Linked DNA regions of Mus musculus: all the other regions are linked to region 2. A link is a loop called in an ENCODE intact Hi-C map of the cell type or tissue named here. Cell type or tissue: gastrocnemius. All regions are shown on one strand. Region 1 holds the start of Gm52613 (a long non-coding RNA gene). Region 2 overlaps Frrs1 (ferric-chelate reductase 1). Region 3 has its middle 42 kb from the start of 1700061I17Rik. Region 4 has its middle 81 kb from the start of Plppr4.

Evidence for each region. Hi-C counts contacts between places; a loop is a spot of excess contacts. Peaks named below come from ENCODE experiments on the same cell type or tissue, not always from the same donor. Only the 100,000 strongest peaks of a DNase experiment are listed, where the experiment ranks them.
Region 1: a loop joins it to region 2, with 2.3 times the contacts of the local background. A loop is called at or near these places in 9 of 42 quality-filtered maps.
Region 3: a loop joins it to region 2, with 2.9 times the contacts of the local background. A loop is called at or near these places in 14 of 42 quality-filtered maps.
Region 4: a loop joins it to region 2, with 7 times the contacts of the local background. A loop is called at or near these places in 28 of 42 quality-filtered maps.

The regions. Positions count from the first base shown.
Region 1 is chr3:116,964,813-116,968,812 of GRCm38, reverse strand. Palmd (palmdelphin) reads left to right here. Exons shown (of 8, transcript NM_023245.3): 1 at 1-315. The coding sequence starts at 271. Gm52613 (a long non-coding RNA gene) reads right to left here and starts at 1,791. Exons shown (of 2, transcript XR_003954544.1): 1 at 1,541-1,791; 2 at 797-1,087. It overlaps 4930455H04Rik (RIKEN cDNA 4930455H04 gene), which reads right to left and starts at 546. Exons shown (of 3, transcript NR_040596.1): 1 at 214-546. In gastrocnemius, a CTCF peak has its summit at 2,368; DNase peaks (open chromatin) are centred at 7 and 2,398; H3K4me3 peaks cover 4,000 bases; H3K27ac peaks cover 4,000 bases.
Region 2 is chr3:116,902,209-116,906,208 of GRCm38, reverse strand. Frrs1 (ferric-chelate reductase 1) reads right to left here. Exons shown (of 17, transcript NM_009146.3): 15 at 3,752-3,895; 16 at 3,218-3,279; 17 at 2,459-3,140. The coding sequence ends at 3,048. Among named protein-coding and RNA genes, the nearest start is that of Frrs1, 43 kb to the right of the region's middle. In gastrocnemius, a CTCF peak has its summit at 1,844 (motif pointing left); DNase peaks (open chromatin) are centred at 160 and 1,842; H3K4me3 peaks cover 482 bases; H3K27ac peaks cover 1,337 bases.
Region 3 is chr3:117,118,107-117,122,106 of GRCm38, reverse strand. No RefSeq gene overlaps it. Among named protein-coding and RNA genes, the nearest start is that of 1700061I17Rik, 42 kb to the right of the region's middle. In gastrocnemius, a CTCF peak has its summit at 1,525 (motif pointing left); DNase peaks (open chromatin) are centred at 418, 1,530 and 1,875.
Region 4 is chr3:117,440,348-117,444,347 of GRCm38, reverse strand. No RefSeq gene overlaps it. Among named protein-coding and RNA genes, the nearest start is that of Plppr4, 81 kb to the right of the region's middle. In gastrocnemius, no CTCF peak of the experiment used is centred here; a DNase peak (open chromatin) is centred at 2,247.

The DNA of each region.
Region 1 (4,000 bases), 63 kb before region 2:
TCAAACTTGTCAGTCAACTCGTGCCAGCAGCCTCAGCGTCTGCCTCCCCAGTGCACCCTCATTACATGTGTCTGTCTGGCCTCATCTGTGCATGGGCTCTGAGCCGCTCCGCTCCTGACAGTTCGGAATTCTCTTCCTCTCTCCCTGCTGCAAAGAGCGGATTTCTCTCCGTGTCTCTTCTGTCATCTCCAGCTCCCCTCTCCAAGGACGCACCTTGATTTATGGTAGCTTTGGACTTCCTTCAGCGTCTGCCTGTCCTTGACTTCTAGAATGGAAGAAGCTGAGCTGGTGAAGGGAAGACTCCAGGCCATCACTGTAAGTCTACATAGAGTTTTAAGTCAGTAAGGTGGTTGCTTAGACAAACGGCACCGGCACCGGCACCGGCACCGGCACCGGCACCGGCACCGGCACAGGCGACGTTGCTAGCTGTCCTTGTCTCCCAGGCCTTCCAAGTAGAGAAACAGAACTAAGCCTTCGTGGACTCTGGTCTGCTTCTCTTAACCCTTGTGACCCTCCATGACACTGGGGCTTCAGAACCTGAGATCCAGGGAAATGGTTCTGGAATTTACAGATGGTGTTTGCATTCTAAACGATAATCAAGGGTTGTTTGCTTGTTTGCTTGTTTTTATAAATAGTTTGTAAACTCTCCTCACCTTCTGTGGATATCTGAAGTTTAGGGTTTTTTCTTCAAATTCCTTCTATCGGACAAATGTTCTTATAGATGCCTAACTGGAAAACTTTTCAAAGCAATGAATAGAACCCCCAAAAGTTTTTTTTTAAAGAGGTAGATCAAAAGGAAGAAAATCGGAAACATTTTTATTCATGTGTCAAAGTATATTCCAGACAAACCTAACTGAATTAAAGCAAAGCTTGGTGTATGTATGTATGCATATATATATATGCGAAGTATTAAAACAGAAGAAAAGTAGCGAAGGCACGCATCAGAGTAATTCTCGCAGATCAGTTTTCCAGTACAGAAGGACAGACATAGTCCGAATAAGGTCTCAATACAGGAGCCATGCACAAGATGGACTTGGAAAATATTTCCCTAATTCCGGGAAGAAAAGTAGTACACTTGATGTTTGTTCTGGGGAAAAAAAAAATCAAAGCAAGAAATGAGTCACTTTTCTTAAATGATACCATTCTTTTTCTCATTTGCTTCCAAACTGCTGTATGTGACGATAACCTGGAAGTCCCTGACCTGGTCATCTATCGTTATTAGCTGTAACTTTTGATAGCATTTTTGCAAGGAAAAGCAACTTGGCAAATCCACACCCCTGTGCGTCACATTTTCTGACACTGAAATTAACCGTCAAAAAAGAAGTAACTACTTTCTGAAAAACTGACACTAAATCAAGGTAGATAGGAGGTTATCCAACTCTTTGCTCCTCAAATTCTCACAATTAATTAAGCAAATCCTAATTTAGGTTTTGTTGTGCATACACACACACACACACACACACACACACACACACACACACTAAGGGAATATAGCGGGGGTTTTTTCCCTCCTACCCAGAAAGGATAAATAAAAACCTACTTTCTTCACCAGTGAAAAGGAGCCAAGAGTCCACTAAGCAGCCTGGGCACCTTTCTATAGAGAGTACTTTTTAATTTCTGAATTCTAATTACTGTATTTTTTCCTTTCATCTTAAAAACCTTGGCCTGGATTTTTGTTTGTTTTGTTTTGTTGTTAAATCCGGCCACAGCTTCAGCTGTCCTCCTAGAAGGGACAGGAACTCCACTGTGCTCTGTTGTTCTTGGCATGGCCCTTTCACATTACAGCTGTTGGCTAAAGGTTACTTCACTGGGCCGTGTGAGTCGCTCACAACTAGGTTCCATTTCTCCCCACGGCTTTACCTCCCGGATAACCAAATGAAACAGTTGACTCGGTGATGCACACAGACACCTTCTTCTGTGTCTCTGCTACTGAACTGGGGAACATCTTATTTTAAGGTCTTGCTAAGTGTGGTTTGCAGCTTAGAGCATTTAGTGAACTAGGGCATGGTCCAAGTAGATGGCGGCTGAGAGTTATTCAGAAAGCCAAGGAATTTTCACTGAGGCTTCAGGTGCAATTAGATATAGAAGATCAAAATGCCTTAAAAGGAATTGAGTAGGTAGGCAGGTTCCTGAATATAGAGATACTTTCACTGTTAAAATTAATAAACTTTTAAAAATTATCCCACGAGCCCAAACATATCCCTTTAGAGTTAATTAAGTCTTGGAGGTACAGTCACAAAACTTAGCTTGAAAGTAAAATTCTTGCTTAAAGCCTGTAGGGTAAAAACTGGCAAAAGTTTATAGGAACGAATTTCCATAAGCCTGCACCTCACAGGGCTCAGTCACATTTGTCACCACCTAGAGGGGAAATGGAGTAGTTCCTCCGTGTCCATGGAAACAATACAACCACTCTCCTCCTGCACACCCTGGGAAATGCCAGCTTACTCCGCCCTGGCCTTGCCCAGGAAGCCACCCCTGCTATTCTTTCTTCCTAGGAAAAGAAAACACACCGTACCCAGGGAACTTTCAAGAGTTATCTCATTTTTTGAAAGGCATTAAAATTACAAAAACTCAGAGATAATCTTTTAACTGCTCTCCTACACTGAAATAATTTTTATATATGTCCATGACGGCAAAGATGTTAATTCCCTAAGACACCAAGACTCAACAACACAGAGACTTCACTGTAAAAGGACAAGAACAACAAACATTAACACTGCAAGAGCTGTTTGATTTTTTTATTATTATTAAATTATGATTCTCTAACTTTTGGCAGTAAAATGAAATAAGCTGTAAATATTGTTCTTACTCCACAGGGTCTCAAGTAACTAAAAAGGTGTTCTTTTAACTACAAATAATTGAAAAAAATTCATCTTCATATAATTTGGCTGAACCAAGTAGCATTACGATAAAACTACTGTAACCCTGTGGTGACGCCATTCATTTCCCATACCAGTAAATTTTATTTTAAGATCATTCACAAATTTTTTCAATGGTTTAAAGACAATGAGGGCCAAATTATGAAAGGACTCAGAAAGGATTATTTTGAGGAGGACATTAAAGTCTGGATGCTCCAAATTGACTCTTTTAATTAATTACCTTCACATTCTGCCTTCATTGCTCCACCCCTAAAGCCACTCCTCATTTCCTGAGTTGATGACCAAAGTACTCGTTAGTCAATGAGTTCCATTCCCAGCTGTAATCGAAAACAGAGCAACCTTGCATTGACTAAATATTATACTTGGAACCTCAAGAGTCTCTTGAGGCTATTTTCAAGCTAGTATGCATTTAGCAAATAACTAATTTTTATACAGACAAAGGGCTGTTGAAATCAATGTTTACCCACTATGTAGCCCTGGATGGATGGCTTGGCACTCAGCATGTAGACTAGGCTGACCTTGAACTCATAGAGATCTGCCTGCTTCTGCCTCCAAAGTGCTGCGGTTAAAGGCGCCAACACACCCAGCATGAAATTGATATTTAGTGTTACTGGAAATGGTGATACCAAATTCTCCATTATTTTGAGGGGGGTGTGGAGAAACGCAGGTCACACTGGCACTGATCGCCACAGAGCTACTCTTTGGAAGTAAGCACAGTCCGTGGTGAAGAACAAAATCCGAGTCCTGAGTGGGGTCCCAGAGAACAGAAAGATCCCCTCCCCTTCCACAGGAAACACGTTGCCGTATCTTCATTACTCTGGGAATGTTAGAAAATACAGCACTTAATATGGAAGTACTCCAGTGGAAATGCTCCTACATCTGGAGATTATAGACTTGTGAATGCAGGGCATTTCTGGGAAATGTTGTGATGAGGTCTGAGAACTAGCGTCAATTTGCAGAGAACGGACCCGGTTAGGAGAAGAGGGGCGGTGGGTTGGCTGGTGTGTTGCTTCTCACTGAAAGGCTTAGCTTTAGATAGTTACGGATGTGCCTATCAACCCGCTTGCTCACACTTTTCCTCAACTTGTGATTGTCCTTTGTGTCTTATGCATTTAAGCGGA
Region 2 (4,000 bases):
AAAAAAGATGCTGTGCAGGAACTCACAGCCGGTCAAAGCATCTGTGCAGTGATGAGTCACGAGTCCGGCATCTATATCACACCCTTTCCCAAAGCCCGGGGACCGCGTCAGAGGAGACGCAGAGCCTGTAAGAGCGCCAGAGGCTGGAAAGAAAGGCACAGGGTGGAAACTGTTTCGGGAGCTGGCAGGATCTCTTCACTGTGAGCTCACAGCCACTGTGGCTGCCTGCGTAACGCCTGGGCAAGGCCAAGCTAATCCACATTCTAGCGTGGAGTGGGAAGGGGTCTCTAACCCCACCCCTACCTGAGGACCTAAGGACAGTTGATGGCTTCTCATGGGAGTGAGTCCATTTTCTTTGGGAGGGTGTGGCTTGGAAAAAATTGACCTTGCTCCTTGGAGGACAGCCGGAAACCCAGAGAGTGTAGACAGCATAAATTGTTTTTAAAAAATAATGATAATATGGCATACAGTTTGGAATTAGGGAAGTTAGGGGAGGTGTGGGTGGAACTGAGGTGAATATGATCAAAATACATTATATGAAACTCTTTTTTCTCTTTATGGTTGTCTTTTTCCAAGACAGGGCTTCTGTGTGTAACAGCCCTGGCTGTCCTGAAACTCTCTTATAGACCAGATTGGCCTTGAACACACAGAGATCCTCCTGCCTCTGCCTCCCAAGATCTGGGATCCACACCCAGCTGTCCGTTATGTAAAATCCTTTTTCTTCAATTTAATTTATGTATTTACATCCCAAATGCTGCTCCCCCCCCCCAAGCCTCTCCTCACAGGGTTCCTCCTCTCATCCCATCTCCCCTTCACCTCTGAGAGGGTACACCTCCATCTTAAAGGACTAATAAAAAAAATTTTTCTTTTGAAAAATGCATTATATTGCCCTTGGCATCAGAAGTCCAGCAAGTTCACCTATCTGCAAACTGTACCTAAGCAAACCTTAACAAAAAAGGTGGAAACCCTTTCCTGAAAAGAACTTTTCCTTGTCTGTTATTGAACAGGACTGGTTAAGACATATGTTTTAGCCTTTAGTGGCTTACAATGGAAAACTGAAAGAAATTTTTTTCATATAGATTTAAATTGTTGCTGTGTCATTTCTCCAGTGTGAGGATGGAGGCATGGCTTCACACACTCTGCTCAAGCACGGTGCCACTGAGCCACATCTCCAGACCTTTTTCTTTTGAAATAAATTCATTCTCAAGGGATAGTATAAACCGTAATGTGCCATTCATTGACCATGAGCACAGGAAATTCCTACCTGAACCCTGTGCTATTTTTAGCTAAAATCTATGTAGAGAAAATCAGAACGTTTTCACTTTATTGGTTAGAAATAAAAGCATGGAGCTGGGGTCATTACTCAGAGATGAAGATGGGGTTCTGGGGCCAAGCAGAAATGATATCATCAGCTGAAAAAGTATCTGAAAAATAAAATATATTCTACCAATTATTTTGCTTGTTTCCTTTGCCTAAGAAAATTATCTTCATTTGCAGCAGGGTCAGAAGGATACAAAAGAAAATATCAAACAGTCATTATAAATAATCAAAGAAAACAAATAAAAGTTAAGTCAGAAAGTATTAACACCAGTCATTAAGTTTCTAGCACCTATTACAGAGAGAGAGAGAGAGAGAGAGAGAGAGAGAGAGAGAGGGAGAGGGAGAGGGAGAGGGAGAGGGAGAGGGAGAGGGAGGGAGGGAGGGAGGGAGAGAGAGAGAGAGAGAGAGAGAGAGAGAGAGAGAGAGAATTCAGAGCATATGATGTAAGGAAATAGTCCCATAATAAAAACACTTAGTGGCAACAGAACAAATGAGTCCTCCGGTATTACAGCGCCACCCACTGGCTGTAAGTCCTCACAGCAGAGATAGAAAATACGGAGTAGGAGGAAACACACGGCCTGTGCTGTCACTAGAGCACCAGGGATGTCTTCCAAAGGAACCCATCCATGTTAGTGTATCTTCAAGAGACAAGAACACTTGCTGGATCCGTTCACAAGGGTGAGGTTTAGCAACTGAGAGATTCGCAGCTTTGTTCTAGCTCCTATAAGGACTGATCTCACGGCTGAAACAGGACATAAGATGTCGTTTCAGCTCCACAAAGGAAAAATAAATGAGATCTCTAATCAGGGGCACCTACCTGCATTTAACTGCTAAAGGAAATATAGTATCCGTAATATAACTACATGTTAAGGAAATGCCCACTGAATAAATCAACAGCTACCTTTAGACAGAAATACTGAACACAAAGGAGAAAATCTCCTAACTGCTGGTCGGAAAACGTGTTTAGTTTTTTTTCTTGTAGGTTTTACTTGTTTGGTGTGTGTGTGTGTGTGTGTGTGTGTCTGTGTGTGTGTGTGTCTGTGTGTCTGTGTGTGTGTGCGCATAAAATCAAAATGTAGTAATTTTTTTTTAAACTCTAAGACAAAATCTTTTAAATAAACTAGTCAAACATAAATGTAGTCTTTAAAGTACCATAGCAGCATCGTCATGAAAATTACAGTTCCCTTAAAACCAGATATAGTGGTGCACACCTGTAAACCACCCAGGAAACAGAGGCAGGCAGATCAGAGGTTCAGGGTTATCTTTGGTTATACAACTGGTTAAAGGCCAGCCTGGGCTACACCAAACCTGTCTCATTCCCAAAGACACAATCTCCATTTATTCTTTCTTTTCTCTTTTTTCTTTCTTTCTTTCTTTCTTTCTTTCTTTTTTTTTTTTTTTTTTTTTTTTGCCTGAGATAATTGTCTTCATCTGCTATCCATTCCAGTTTACAGTTTTAAATCTGGCATGAGATGCTGAGAGTCATGTCATCTCAGGTACAATGTTCCCTTAGGGATGCAGAATTACACATAAAGGCCCAGGTTATTTAGCCCACTTGAATGTGAGCTGGGAAACCCAGACTTCAGCGTTCCTCGATAGCGATGCCCATGGGTCTTCGGACTTAGTAGGTGCTGCAGGTGGTCGGCACAAGCTTCAGGTCTCTCCTCATTTTAATGATCATCATGACCCAGGCCCACAAAAAATAAAAAATAAAAGTCTTTTTGTGCTCATATGTGGTTGATTGCAGATAAGAATATCGAGAGAAAAATCACATTCCCACATATGTAAACGGCCAACACCACCTTCTTAAAAACATGACCCTGAAATAAAAACTGAGATTTAGCCAAAAGCACCGTCACTAATGTCTGTGTCGATAAGCAAGAGAAGAGAATCTCACCTCTGCTTCTGCGACAGTCAGTGACTGAAGGATTTGAATCCTATCGTTGTCCAGTATTTCAACTGTCAAGAACAATGTGTGGTTATAAGAAAGGTGACATGCAAATAAACTTGTCACAAAAACAAGATTAAACCTGAGGCCTGTCACTCCCCAGTCTTGTAGGATATAGATTTGGCCATTTCAAGCTACTAAATGTTGCAAACTTTCTGAACCTTGGGGGCATGTGTGTGCATATGCACATGTGGGTGTGTAATGCGTGTATTTGCACTTGTGCCATGTGCGAGCTCACAGGCACACATGGGGACTCTGTCTTATTTCCTTCAGTCATGGACTCTCACTGAACTTCAAGCTGGGCTGGCAGCCAGACGATCCCAGCAACCTCCCTGAATCCCTTCCCACACAGCACAGGTTACTGACACGTATGGCCATGCCTGCCTCGTTATGTGGATGCTGGAGACTCAAACTCAGATCTTTGTGCTTGTACCACCCACCCCACCTCTCCAGCCTCGCAGCAGTGCTTCCCAAGCAGGCTACCTTTTCTAGAGAGACGGTAAGCATGTATCTCCAGAATGACCTCAGTCCCGATGTGCCAGACCACAAAGCCCATCATTGCGTAGGTCTTCTGTGGACTGGGAAGATTCAGTCCTGGCAAATCCATTCCTAGGAACATTGCTGCCACTGTGTAGAAAGAGAAATGCTCAAACTTAGTGCCCAGTAAAAGTAATAATTGTGTAATTACATCAATTAAAATACATTAAATAGCCAGGCAGTGGTGGCACGTGC
Region 3 (4,000 bases), 220 kb before region 2:
CAGAAGCATCCATCTAAAATGCTTGGCTGATAATGAAATCCTCAAGTTTTTAAAGGAACCAAGTTACTATAAGGAAAAATATTTTATCACTTTTAATGTTTAGCATTGCCAGCGCATGGTGATTGAGAAGTGAAGACTGAATTCAGTTAGCATTTAGAAGTATTTCTAAGTTCTCTAGACAATGAGCCTCCTTTGCCCTAGGTATCCATGCTCAGTTTAGGGAATGTTTAAGCAACTATTCCTGAAAAATGCAATGCTCAGGGCTGGGTAAATGGCTCAGTCAATAAAGTGCTTACTGCACAATCATGAAGATGTGACTTTGACCCTCAGCATGAACACTGCAAAAAGTCACGAAGTGGTGGGACAGAAACGATTCAGCAGTTAGGAGCACCTACTGCTTTGGCAGACGGCCCAAGTTAGGTTCCCAGCGCCCATATCAAGTGGCTTGCAATAATCATCCCTAACCCTAGTTCCAAGGGATCTGGTGCCACCTTTTGGCCCCTGTAGATATCAGCACTCATAGGCCCATACACAGAAAGCCAGAAAGCCTGCATGTGCGCACGCACACGCGCGCACACACACACACACACACACACACACACACACACACACACTAAAAATAAAATTTAAAATACAATCTTTAAAAGCCAAGTGCAGCAGGATATGCTTGTAATTACAACAGTGGATAAGTGGAAATAGATTTTCTGGTCGGTCAATCTAACTCAGTTAGAAAGCACCAGGTTCGGGGGAGACAATGTTTCAAGTAAAAATAAAAACCTGTCTGTCTGTCTGTCTATCTGTCTGTCTTGGAAAGGACTACTAATGCTGTGATGAAACACCATGACAAAAATCAAGTCGGAGAGGGATTATACTTCCACACCACTGTTCATCATCAAAGGATGCCAAGACAGGAAAATGGGGCAGGAAGCTGGAGGCTGGAGCTGATGCAGAGGTTGTGAAGGAGTGCGGCTTACTGGCTTGCTTTCTTGTAGAATCCAGGAACACCTGGCCATGAATCACCCCACTCATAATGGGCTGCACCCTCTGCCATCAATAATTCATTAAGAAAACGCCCTACTGGCTTGCCTATAGCCTGATTTTATGGAGACATTTTCTTAATTGAGGTTGCCTCCTCTCAGATGACGTTAGCTTGTGTCAAATTGACATAAAACTACTCATCATATATATCTCTATCTGTCTGTCTGCCTGCCTGTCCCTGAACTGCTTGTTTCCTAGGCATAGACTAAGCATATCACAGACATTTTCTCCCATAATCCCAAAACACTCCTGTAATTATGGTCATCCTCATTGTGTAGATGAGGAAATGAGGCTTAAAGAAATTAATCGGCTTGCCCAAGTTCATGCCGCCAGTGAGGATGGAAACAAGGCCAAAAGCAGGTATTTCTGGAACTAAACTGCATGTTCTTAACCGGTTTTCCTGATGGTGTTCTCATCACTAATTAGTAGTTTCATGTTTGGAAGCTGCCGTTGGTCCTGGCCTTCCTTGTGCATTCTATGCTGCCACCATCTGGTTTCTTTTGAGAAGTTCAGGCTTTTCCTCTGCAGTTATTCTCAGACTCATTGGAATCCTGCATTCCCTTGAAGAGAGGGCTGCAATGTGTGTGGATTCGGTGTACGTGACTTAAAAATCTCCAGCCTTGTCAGTATATTCCCTATTACACCAGTGTGATGTGTTAGGGCCACTGAGATTTGAATAAAAATTAACTCAGTGACCAAATTGTGCTAACAAAAGACAAATTCAAAGCCAGACAGCCATGGTGTGGAAAGGCTGCTGGAGGCAGGGCAACCCTGAATGCAGGGAGTAGAGGGAGCGTCATGCACATTCTCTGCTGTTGATGAGGAGATGCTGGACTTAGTCAGGACAGAAGAGCTGAGAAGGAGACGCAGGCTCCAAGGCAGCGGATTTTCAACCTTCCTAATGCTAGCAAGCAGGATATCTGATATGCAACCCCCCCCCAGGGGGTGATGACCTCCAAGTTCACGACCGCTGTCTGAGGTCACAGGGAAGACATTCAGAAGAGTCAGGAAGGAGCCAGTAGAGATTCGTTCCTTAGTCATTTGCTTGCGAAGGCTTACAACCACAACCTTATGAAAAATGAAACACCTTCGCATGTGTAACAATGATAATAGATCCTTTGCCAATGCCTTGCTGACATCCGGTTTCTTCTGCTAGTCTTCATGCCCCAGGGTGTATGAAGCCTGGTTTTCCCTGTATGGGAGGTAAGAGCAAGACAGAAGCGTGTTTCATCTCTATGGCAAAGTGAGGCAACATCTGATGTAGAATGGGCAAAGGTCGGCAGTTGGAAGCTCTACATTGTACTCTGACCTCTCTGCCCTCTGAGGGTTTGGGAGCCTTGAAGCTGGCCGACCTGCCAGAGCTATACAGTTCATGCACCTTGAATCTCTTGTTTGAGAGCATAGCCATAACACTTATCGAGATTCTTAGAACAACAAGACATGTGTTTAATGCCTGCTCAACTTCCCAGCACTACATTTATTACTTCAATCAGGATGACTGCCTTTTCAAGACCAACCCTGGGCTGCAGAGTGAGACCGTATTTCCAAAACAAGCAACTCCAAAACCACCAAATCTGTTGTGTTGTTTCACTAACTTGCACAAGGATGCTATAAAGTGTAGATTCAGCCCTCCCCCTAGTACTACATAACCGACAAATGATCTAACTCATCAGTCCTTGTGAACATGCTAAGAAGGTAGAGTCTGTCACTAGGCCTGAGAAGCTGAACAGCATTCAAGGTCAAACAGAACTGTGAAGCTGTCAGGTTTCATCTAGTCCCAAAAGCTATTAACCACACTGCACTCTGACACTTGTTCAATACCTGGGTGCCTCCCACACCTTATACATGCAGGTGCACATGTGTGACTGCCCTGGGTGCCTCCCACACCTTATACATGCAGGTGCACATGTGTGACTGCCCTGGGTGCCTCCCACACCTTATACATGCAGGTGCACATGTGTGACTGCCCTGGGTGCCTCCCACACCTTATACATGCAGGTGCACATGTGTGACTGCCCTGGGTGCCTCCCACACCTTATACATGCAGGTGCACATGTGTGACTGCCCTGGGTGCCTCCCACACCTTATACATGCAGGTGCACATGTGTGACTGCCCTGGGTGCCTCCCACACCTTATACATGCAGGTGCACATGTGTGACTGCCTTGGGTACCTCCCACACCTTATACATGCAGGTGCACATGTGTGACTGCCCTGGGTGCCTCCCACACCTTATCCACGCAGGTGCACATGTGTGACTGCACAGTCCTGTGTCTGCCCCTTACTCGGCAGTGGTCTGGCAGGAGGAAGAGATTCAGAGTTCATATGATCAGAAGCCCATCATTCAGTGCCCACTCTAACACCCCCTCCCCCTTCTGTCTACCTGACGAGGAGGAAAGTTTAACACAAGATGACAACGAAACTGACGAGCGGGAAGTTTCAATTACCAGCGTCTGGGATGCGTAGAGTCTCTCGGAAGAGACAGGATTGGTCTTTGAGTTTCTATAGTGATGGTTGTGAATGTTTCAACTAGCCATGGTTGTACTATGACAAGCTATGACAGGCTACATAGCTTACACTGCAGAAATGCATTTTCTCATAGTCCCAGAGGCTATAACTCTGGGGTCCATGTATTGGTAAGGTTGGTGTCTTCTCAGGCTTACCCTGCCTGGTAGGCTGTCATCTTCTCCACATTTTCCTGGGATCACTCTTCTGTATGTCTGTCTCTATCATACTCTCTTAGGAATTCTTCCGTCAAATATGATTAGTACTTTTTTTAACATCCTAATTTTAGAGCTGGGTGGTGGTGGCACTTACCTTTAATCTCAGCACTCAGGAGACAGAGACAGGAAGATACCCATTGTAACTTATTTATCTCCACGAAGATCTGTCTCCAAGTACAATATACTATATAGATTCTGTCTTCAAGTACAATCACAGTTTGAGAACTGACTTGGACACTA
Region 4 (4,000 bases), 540 kb before region 2:
GAGGCCCTTGGCCTTGTAAAGACTTGATGCCCCAGTGTAGGGGAATGCCAGGGCCAGGAAGTGGGAGTGGGTGGGTTGGTGGGGGATCAACCTCATAGAAGAGGGAGAGGGAAGATGGGATAGGGCGGTTAGCAGGAAAGGGGATAACATTTGAAATGTAAATAAATAAAATAGCCAATAAAAATTTTAAATAAAAAGGAAGACTCAGATTGTGCCTCTACACTCATCCCATGAAAAATGTTCTCCCCCATATTACTTACAGTAAGCTTCTGAATGAAATAATGTATGTGGCTGAGACAAACCTAAAAATCATGTTTGGCCCTCTTGTTTGTGCTGCTTTGGAACACTCTATCTTGAATTGATCCATTAGTTCTCTGGAACAGCTCTTAACCAGCATGGAATTCTGCTGCAGATTTTGGTAGCTAATTCTCACACACACACAAAAATTAAACTATGTCCAGCAAGTGAACAGATGAATCAGATTCTGTGAGAAGAGAACTTTTAGACACTCCAGGAGTTGCAGCTAATTAATGTCCAGGTGATTAATTAACACTTTTCTGTTGGACTTTAATTGTTTATTTTTTTTTATTATCCAACTTCTTCATTATTTGGCTTGCATCTGGAAGAAGCATGGGCCCAACCAAAAGTGCTGTAGAAAGAAAGAAAGAAAGAAAGAAAGAAAGAAAGAAAGAAAGAAAGAAAGAAAGAAAGAAAGGAAGAAAGAAAGAAAGAAAGAGATAGAGAGACAGAGAGAGAGACAGAGAGAGAGAGACAAAGAGACAGAGAGAGAAAGGGAGGGAGGGAGGGAGAGAGAGAGAGAGAGAGAGAGAGAGAGAGAGAGAGAGAGAGAGACTATATGAACACTCCAAAAGGGACTGAAGTAAAGGATAACAAGATTGACAGTAATCAAGATGATGGTCAACAAGGCCACTGTAGGGAACTTCTATCTCTTTCTAGTCAGAGACTTGCCTGTGTAAGCAAAGTGTAAGTCAAATTGATGTTAGCTCCAGAATTCTTCTGTAAACTATTTCAGAGTTACTACAAAGTAGGAAACATTGGGAAGGTTCCTGGAAGCAGGAAGGAAACTCAACTCATACCCACCAAGCCTCCTCAAATCCCATTTCAAACTGGGCAGCACCCTGCTTGGGTGACTCCTCTACCATGGCACCATCTGAGTCAATGGATATGGCTGGGAAATCATCAATGACCTGGGCACATCTGGGTTCTATCTCTGTTCTAGGCTCAGGAGCACCTTAGTTTCTCTGATTTCTTCTTCTGCAGACTGCCATCTTGATTAGAAGCTAATATGCTAAGCTCTTCCAAGTTCAACTGATGCGGCTTGGAAATTTCTTAAATAGGAAGCTCGTAATTGAAGGAGCTTTTGATGGGTATTTTCACATAGGAACTATTATTATTCATACATACCCTTTTCATATTGGGAATGGGCAAAGAATAAGAAGAAACCACGTGGCTAAGTGCATTTCTGATTCAAAAGAAAGAGACAGAAAATGCAGGTGTACCTCACTGTGAGAGTAAATAGCAGCACTATTTTTATAAAGGAAAGTAGAGAAAAAGTCCTACTATGTACATTTCTGCAACACCAAACCAGACAGTGTTAGAGGCAAAGAAGTAAATATCTGTCACCAGGGGAATCATTCACCAATACAAGACATGCATTAAACTCTCACAATAGGATCTCCCAATAAATGATTCATCCAGATGCTAATATTTAATCAGTTCCTACTTTTAATTAATTTAAGAGCCTCTCAACATTTCAGCACATTTGAGGTGTTTTTTGAGGGTTCGTTGTCCAAGGTTAATCCCTTAATCAAACTTGCCTTTTTAAAAAACACAAATAAATGATGCAATGTAAAGCCTATTATTGTTATGTCATACAAAATGCTAATGTTGAATTGTTTTCTTTAGGTAACCAGCATTTTTACCTCTGAAATTTCCTTGTAATGTAATTGCTTGATTTAGGTTATCTTTGGAGGCATGCAAACTGCTTGGCTGCAGCTTATAAATATATTTCCGTTGCCTGGTGGTCTTGCTTTTTAATGTTTGTAGCACTGAGCATTTTACCTGTCTAATTTTATATTCCAAGTCATCGATGAAATGTTTTCTGTGTTCAGTGAAACTGTAGATGATGCCAGATTATTAGTAGCCAGATTTCTTTGCATTGAAATTGAAAAGATTCTCTCCCACAATCCTTAGTCAGGTAAAGCCGCTGCCCTGAATTCTTACGTTTTTCCACAAGAGGGCTCATACCAGACCAAAGCTCTGCCTGCTGCTAGTGATCTGCCTACATCTCTTGGTGAAAACCAGAGAGACAAGAATTTGAAATATTCCCCAGAGCACTAATTAGATTTCAAAAATCAAGTAAGCAGATATTTTCAATAACTGCAGTTGGTTGATAATGTTAACAGCCAAGTTTACAGAAGCATCCTTTATAGCAGATGATGTCATGTGTGAGATGGTAGCCATACAGCTATTGTCATTGCTGTCGTTGTGAACGTGCTAAACTCAGGTCTGCTGAAGGACATGACTGTGGAGCTCGATTGTCAGGGTTTGAGTTCCAGGTCGGATGTTTTTATTATTTCGGCACCATCAGACAACATAGTCACTGTTGCTGTCTCTTTTAGCCATCCTTAGCTCCTCTTCTTGAACTGTGATTGTTGTAAGGAGTAAGAGAACTAAGCCAAGTAAAAGCAGTGAGAAGAAAGTCTGTGATGTATTAAGTGATTTGTAAACTTTGGCTACCACTGCTACTACTGAGGCACAGAGAGATTAAAAGACAAGCCCCAAATCACATTTGTTGACTGAGAAGAGACAAGCTGTAGCCTGGGAAGTGTGTTAGGGTATGGAACAAGAATACAAACATGCCGCCTCTTTATCCTTCATCCTCTTCCAGCAAAACAAGATCCAGTTCTTACTGCTTTCTGTGCCTGTGGACTACCCAAACCTCTAATTTGATCATGCATCTCTGTTTTGAACTCAGACACAAGTCTACTTGAGAGCCAGCTCCGTGTCTTATTTATGTGCATAACCACATCACATAGCAGATGCTTGCCAATGGTAAACAAAGATGATTTGGAAAAAAAAAAGCAGTAGTGAGAATACACTAATTTCTGTAACTGCATCATGCAGCAGCTTTGTTACTCATCTTACATGTATGGAGACCACAGTTCTTAAGAGCTCTATCAGCACAAGCTCAGAACTTAAGAAACGCCATGGCTTCAAAGCCCATGCTTCTTGTTCTTGTTGTTGTTCCTTTGCTTGTTGTTGTTGTTGTTTAACTTTTTTCTGTTTTTCTTTTCTTTTCTATTCTGTTCTGTTCTGTTCTGTCCTGTCCTGTCCTGTCCTGTCCTGTCCTGTCCTGTCCTGTCCTGTCCTGTCCTATCCTATCCTATCCTATCCTATCCTATCCTATCCTATCCTATTTTTGAGACAAGGTGTCTCTACATAGTCCTGGTTGTCCTGAAACTCACTACTTACACTGAACTGGCCTCAAATTCACAGAGGTCAGCCTGCCTCTGCCTCTAGTGCCCTGGCATTAAAGGGGTGTACCACCCTGCCCTGCACCCTGCTAGTTGTGCTCTCTTTGCCCTTGCTTACAGCACTTTATATGTTTTGTGGATAAAGGTAAAATGTGAAAAACCACACCAGAAGCTTACACAAATCTTCTGGAGATAATGGAGAGGTGAGGAAGGAGGGGACTAGAAGAAAAGAGGGGGAGGGGAGAAAGGGTTCTGTTATCAGCTGATTGTGCTCGGGAGGGGGAGGGGAGAAAGGGTTCTGTTATCAGCTGATTGTGCTCGGGAGGGGGAGGGGAGAAAGGGTTCTGTTAGCAGCTGATTGTGCTCGGTCACTAAAGCCTTCCCTTACTACTAGACAAGACAGACATGAACAGAGTAATCACCCAAGTAATTGACAATCAGAAAACAAGATGTACATGGGAATGGGAGTGTTCCAAAGTGAACACACATCACTTTGTCCACTA